2 separate regions of the Homo sapiens genome follow, and region 2 is linked to region 1. The links are chromatin loops, found by intact Hi-C in ENCODE. Cell type or tissue: endothelial cell of umbilical vein. All regions are shown on one strand. Each heading gives the region's core, and the rest is flanking DNA. Links, peaks and the distances in the headings are about the cores only.

What was found. Peaks named below come from ENCODE experiments on the same cell type or tissue, not always from the same donor. Only the 100,000 strongest peaks of a DNase experiment are listed, where the experiment ranks them.
Region 2: it touches region 1 in a loop (4-fold over the local background); 4 of 110 quality-filtered maps call a loop at or near these places.

What each region holds. Positions count from the first base shown.
Region 1 is chr5:10,512,653-10,515,468 of GRCh38, reverse strand. The region is part of intron 1 of LINC02213 (long intergenic non-protein coding RNA 2213); the gene reads left to right. Among named protein-coding and RNA genes, the nearest start is that of LINC02213, 8.0 kb to the left of the region's middle. In endothelial cell of umbilical vein, for the core only: no CTCF peak of the experiment used is centred there; a DNase peak (open chromatin) is centred at 1,198; H3K27ac peaks cover 1,948 bases.
Region 2 is chr5:10,589,706-10,592,521 of GRCh38, reverse strand. All of the region lies in intron 1 of ANKRD33B (ankyrin repeat domain 33B), which reads right to left. Among named protein-coding and RNA genes, the nearest start is that of ANKRD33B, 27 kb to the right of the region's middle. In endothelial cell of umbilical vein, for the core only: no CTCF peak of the experiment used is centred there; DNase peaks (open chromatin) are centred at 997 and 1,661; H3K27ac peaks cover 1,786 bases.

The sequences.
Region 1 (2,816 bases), core at 138-2,637:
TGCCAATGCCACACTGCTTTGATTACCATTGCTTTGCAGCATGTTTTGTGATCAGGAGGTGTGAGTCTTCTTACTTTGTTTTTCTTTTTCAAAATTGTTTTGGCTATTCTGGATAAACTATCTTTTTTTTTTTTAATTTATTTTTGTAGAGACAGGGTCTTGCTATGTTGCCCAGGGTGGTCTCAAGCTCCTGGCCTCAAGCAATCCTCCTGCCTCAGCCTCCCAAAATGGTGGGATTACAGGTGTGAGCCTGGCCTATAAGCTATTTATTTTTTATGCAAAATAAATGTCAGGGCTTTATCTGAATAGCAAGTGTGTAAGTAATTATTTGAGTGGCTTGCTTTTTATTAGTTTGGTGCAAAAGTAATTGCAGTTTTTGCCATTGAAATAGCAAACCTACAATTACTTTTGCACCAACCTAATAAAATTGTTTTATTGGTATGTTTAGTTATCTTACATTTTAATCATTTTATTGACATTTCTGTCCATGGTTGTGCTCATCAGTTTATACCTACAGAATATTAAAGACAGATAGGGCCAGGCACAGTGGCTCACCACTGTAATCCCAGCACTCTGGGAGGCCGAGGCGGGCGGATCACTTGAAGTCAGGAATTCGAGACCAGCCTGGCCAAAATGGTGAAACCCTGTCTCTACTGAAAATACAAAAATTAGCTGGGTGTGGTAGCTCGTGCCTGTAATCCCAACTACGTGGGAGGCTGAGGCAGGAGAATCACGTGAACACAGGAGGCAGAGGTTGCAGTGAGCTGAGATGGCGTCACTGCACTCCAGCCTGGGTAACAGAGAGAGACTGTCTCAAAAAAAATAATAATAAGATAAAATAAATAAAGACAGATAAAAGGAGAGAGAGAATGAATTTGCAATGTACTTCTGGACTGTAAAACAGAAATTTGCACACATGTGGAGGTCAGAGACTTGCAGGGCTAGAGGATACTCCAACCCAAAGTGTTTGCTTGGCTGAGCCAGTAATAAGTATCAGGGATCCGGGGAAGACCTGTGGCTCCATTTACAGAAATTAACCAGAGTTCACAAATCCCAGAGATTCCAAAAGTCTATCAACCCTGAAATCTGCTCCCCAGGCATCCGCAACCTCCTGCCCCCTGTTGCCCTAGGCCTCATGCTTTCCTGCCACATTTTCCTGCTGGGTAGACACTGGGGCTGTGAGCCAAAGAGGAAACCCACCTCCACGGGGGTTAGAACTCCAGCTCTGGTTTTGTCGGTAACCATTCTAAACCTTGTTTCCCACAGCCCTTATTCAAACCTGGGTGGAGTCAGGGATGGGGTGGGGGGGATGGGGGGAAGGGGCAAGGGCAGCATCCGGCAGGATAAGCAGGGGCGGAGCATCCCTGTTTTCTTCTATGTGTTGAGGTGCTAAGTTTGGTGATTTTCCAGAAAGACTGACAAGACTCAATAGCAAGTTATATGCATGGCTAACATTTATTCCAGCAAAGGATGCAGAGAAAAGGCCACAGGAAAAGATACGCATTGTTTGCATTCCAGAACAGTCCAGCTCAGGCTCCTTCATGCCTCCTCATCTGAGACCACTCAGAATGTGGTTTTTGTCTGGCAGAGAACTCCAAGGACATGTGTGGAAGACCCGAGGAAACCCATGCCAGTCTCAGGGTCCAAGGTTTTTCGGGTGGTTGATCACATAGACACATTCTGCTTAGCTATCAGCTATGCCAAGTGAAACTCAGGACCCCAGCAGTGAAACCACGTACACATCATCAATTTGATGTTTGTGCAAACTATCCTGACAAGCTGGTTGCATGTGGCCAGTTCCTCCAGAGGTATAGAACAAAATCATTAATCACAGACATCAAAACCTTCCTGGGGACTGCACTCACCAGGGCTGGCCAAGGGTCATTGTTCTAGGCTGCCCTGGAGACATGCAACGAGCAAGCAAGACCTGCCAGGCTGGCTCTTTCTTCACATCTCAATGGTCTAAGTGGCCACTGCTTAGTTACAGATTGATCTAGACGACTTGGAGCTTGGATTCAAGCTCAGGAAGGTACTGACCACTGGGCTTCATTGCTGTGGCTGTGGTTAAGTGAAATGGGAGAACAGCGCAGTAAAGAAGCACACAGATGGCCTGGTTGCAAAGCCCTACTTTGCGTGCATCCTTAAGAAAAGCACATCAGGCCAGACGTGGTGACTCATGCCTGTAATCCCAGCACTTTGGGAGGCTGAGGTGGGCAGATCACCTGAGGTTATGAGTTCGAGACCAGCCTGGCCAACATGGTGAAACCCCATCTCTACTAAAAATACCAAAAATTAGCTGGGCGTAGTGGCGGGTGCCTATAATCCCAGCTACTCAGGAGGCTGAGACAGGAGAATTGCTTGAACCCGGAAGGTGGAGGTTGCAGTTAGCAGAGATCATGTCAATGCACTCCAGCCTGGGCAACAAGAGTGAAACTGTCTCAAAAGAGAGAGAGAGAGAAAGAGAGAGAGAGAGAAAAAGAAAGAAAAGAAAGAAAGAAAGAAAGAAAGAAAGAAAGAAAGAAAGAAAGAAAGAAAGAAAAGAAAGAAGGGAGGGAGGGAGGGAGGGAGGGAAAGAAAGAAAGAGGAAAGGCAAGGCAAGGAAAGCACATCAGGCTGGGCACAGGGGCTCACGCCTGTAATCCCAACACTTTGGGAGGCTGAGGCGGGCAGATCACTGGAGGCCAGGAGTTCGAGACCAACCTGGCCAACGTGGTGAAACCCCCATCTCTACTAAAAATACAAAAGTTAGCCAGGCATGGTGGCACATGCCTGTAATTCCAGCAACTTGGGAGGCTGAGGCAAGAGACTAGCTTGAA
Region 2 (2,816 bases), core at 315-2,814, 77 kb before region 1:
CCTTCCAAGTAGCTGGGATTACAGCCGCCACCACGTCCACCTAATTTTTTTTTTTTTTTTTTTTTTTTTTTAGTAGAGATGGGGTTTCACCATGTTGGCCAGGCTAGTCTTAAACTCCTGACCTCAGGTGATCCGCCCGCCCTGGCCTCCCAAAGTGCTGGGATTACAGGCATGGGCGCCACCGCGCCCAGCCAGGATTCTATTTTCTATCACATATATGCTCTGTTTAACAAAAATAAGAGACAAGGAAAGTAGAATACTAACAAGAATAAAGTTTTCCCACAAATTGGTGAGAAGAAAATAAAGCAGATGGCCCAAAATAAGACCCTGTCTTTAAAGGGGAACATGTGTTAAAGGAGCAATCTGGGCAGTGATGGATGACTCAACCAACATTGCTGGAAAAGTTGATTACTGAGCAGTAAACACACACACACACACACACACACACCATAAAATCAAAAGATAATACAAAAGGACTAAAAAGTCAAGGGTATAATATATATACATACATACATACATACTTATATCCTAAAATAGTTTACTGATGGAGAAAAGAGATTCAAAAGCTAAAAATAATAAGATAACAATAAATATACAATGTAAGTTACTATATAAATACAATATTCCCTTATATCAAAATTATAAGTAAAATTGAAAGAAAAATGAAAAAGCAATCAAGATTAGTGACATTCACAGAATGATTTAAACAGAAATATTATATTGAATATCAGCATAAATACACCAAGAGTACAATTTTTCAAGGGTAAAGGAATGAGTAGAAAAACCAAAAAATAGCAAAAAGCCAGTAAATACATGTAAAATATACATAATCTTACTAGTAAGCAAAATAATGTAAATTAAAATATTAATGAGACACCATATGCTTAACAATAAATATTACATTTCAGATCTTCACAAAAGATGAATTCATTAATAGTTCTGGACAAAAGTCCCAGTCATACGGAAAAAAAATAAGGTTGGATCTTTATCTCACATCTCAGGCTGAAATGAATCATTAAATATTCAATCATAAAAACACTAAAAAGGCTCGGTGCGGGACAGCACTCTGGGAGGCCAAGGGTGGCAGATCAAGAGGTCAGGCGTTCGAGACTAGCCTGGCCAATATGGTGAAATCCTGTCTCTACCAAAAGTACAAAAAAAATTAGCCAGGCATGGTGGCACGCACCTGTTGTCCCAGCTACTCAGGAGGCTGAGGCAGGAGAATTGCTTGAAACTGGGAGGGGGAGGTTGCAGGGAGCCCACATGGTGCCACTGCACTCCAGCCTGGGCAACCGAATGAGACTCCATCTCAAAAAAAAAAAAAAACCACTAAAAAAAATGTAGATGACTATTTCTATAAACCTGGCTTAGAAACAGCATTTTGAAGCAATAGAGCAAGGCCGGAAACCATAAAGAAATAGATACATCTGACTGTATAAAAATTTAAACCTTCTCAGCAAAACAGTGTAAAGAAAGTAAAAAGGCAAATGACAGGGACTCTCACTTTCAGCTCTGAGAAACTGGCTTCAATCAGAGGCACTTTTCCCCTGAGAACAACTGAATACTTTTTTTCCCTAAATATCCATTTGGAGGCATCCAGTTTCCAAGACGACCAGGACTTGCAGGCCTGATTGTATTCCAGAAAGAAGGCGGAAATCCTGAGATAAGCTTCCATTCTCATGGCTTTCCCTAAGGGCATTTGCTGAGTAAGGCTGGGTGCTGAGAAACCAAGCAGAGAGCAGTAGTGAAGGGTAGGAGGAGCTAAGCAGAGTTGGTCATACTCTCGAGGGTTTGCAGGGAGGGGTATCCAATCTTTTGGCTTCCCTGGACCTCAATGGAAGAAGAATTGTCTTGGGCCACACATAAAATATACTAACACTAACACTGGCTGAAAACACACACACACACACACACGCGCGCGCGCGCGCGCGCATCTCAAAATATTTTAAGAAAGTCTACAAATTTGTGTTGGGCTGCATTCAAAGTCATCCTGGGCCTCATGTGGCCCGCAGGCCAGGGGTTGGATAAGCTTGGGTTAAGGAGACAAAAGTGGTATTCATGATCTGCCCAGGCCATATTTCTATAGGAAGCCAAAAGGGCTATATCCTACAAGACAGGCCAGAAAGAGGCCAGATCTTATAAAAACTACAACCTAGACTGCAATCTTCTGTCCCACTCTGTCTGCCAGAAGCAAACTAAATCCTCCCTGGACAAGATAACACAATCTAGTGCTACTTCAATTTTCATACACAATGTCTAGCATTCCAAAAATTACCAGATGTATCAGGAGACAGGGCCAAGAGAAAAACAGAAAATAGAAAACATCCCCAGAAGATCCAGAAATTAGAACGATCAAGCTTTAAAATAACTAATATGTAAAAGCAAATAATGACAAATGAGGAACTTTATTACAGAACTAGAATCAATAAAGAATCAAAAATTTTAGAAATACAGCATAATTGAAATTAAGAATGTAAAAAGCAATTAAATAGTAGATTAGGGTAAAGATATGATTAGTGAATCAAAAGATAAGTTTAATCAAAAATGCCCAGAAAATTAAAAAAAAAAAAGATTTAAAAGATAGGAAGAAAAGCATAACATACACAGGCAGCATGGTATAAAAGGTCTAATGTGTGTGAATTTGGTGTCACAGGATAGGAAGAAAAAGGGATTGGAACAAAAACAATATTTGACAAGATAATGGCAGAGAATTTTCCAAAACTGACAAGAGATATCAAGCCGCATATTCAGGAAACTCTATAAACCCCAAACAAGATTTTTTAAATGACAAATTAGAAAAAGAAGGCAGAATATAA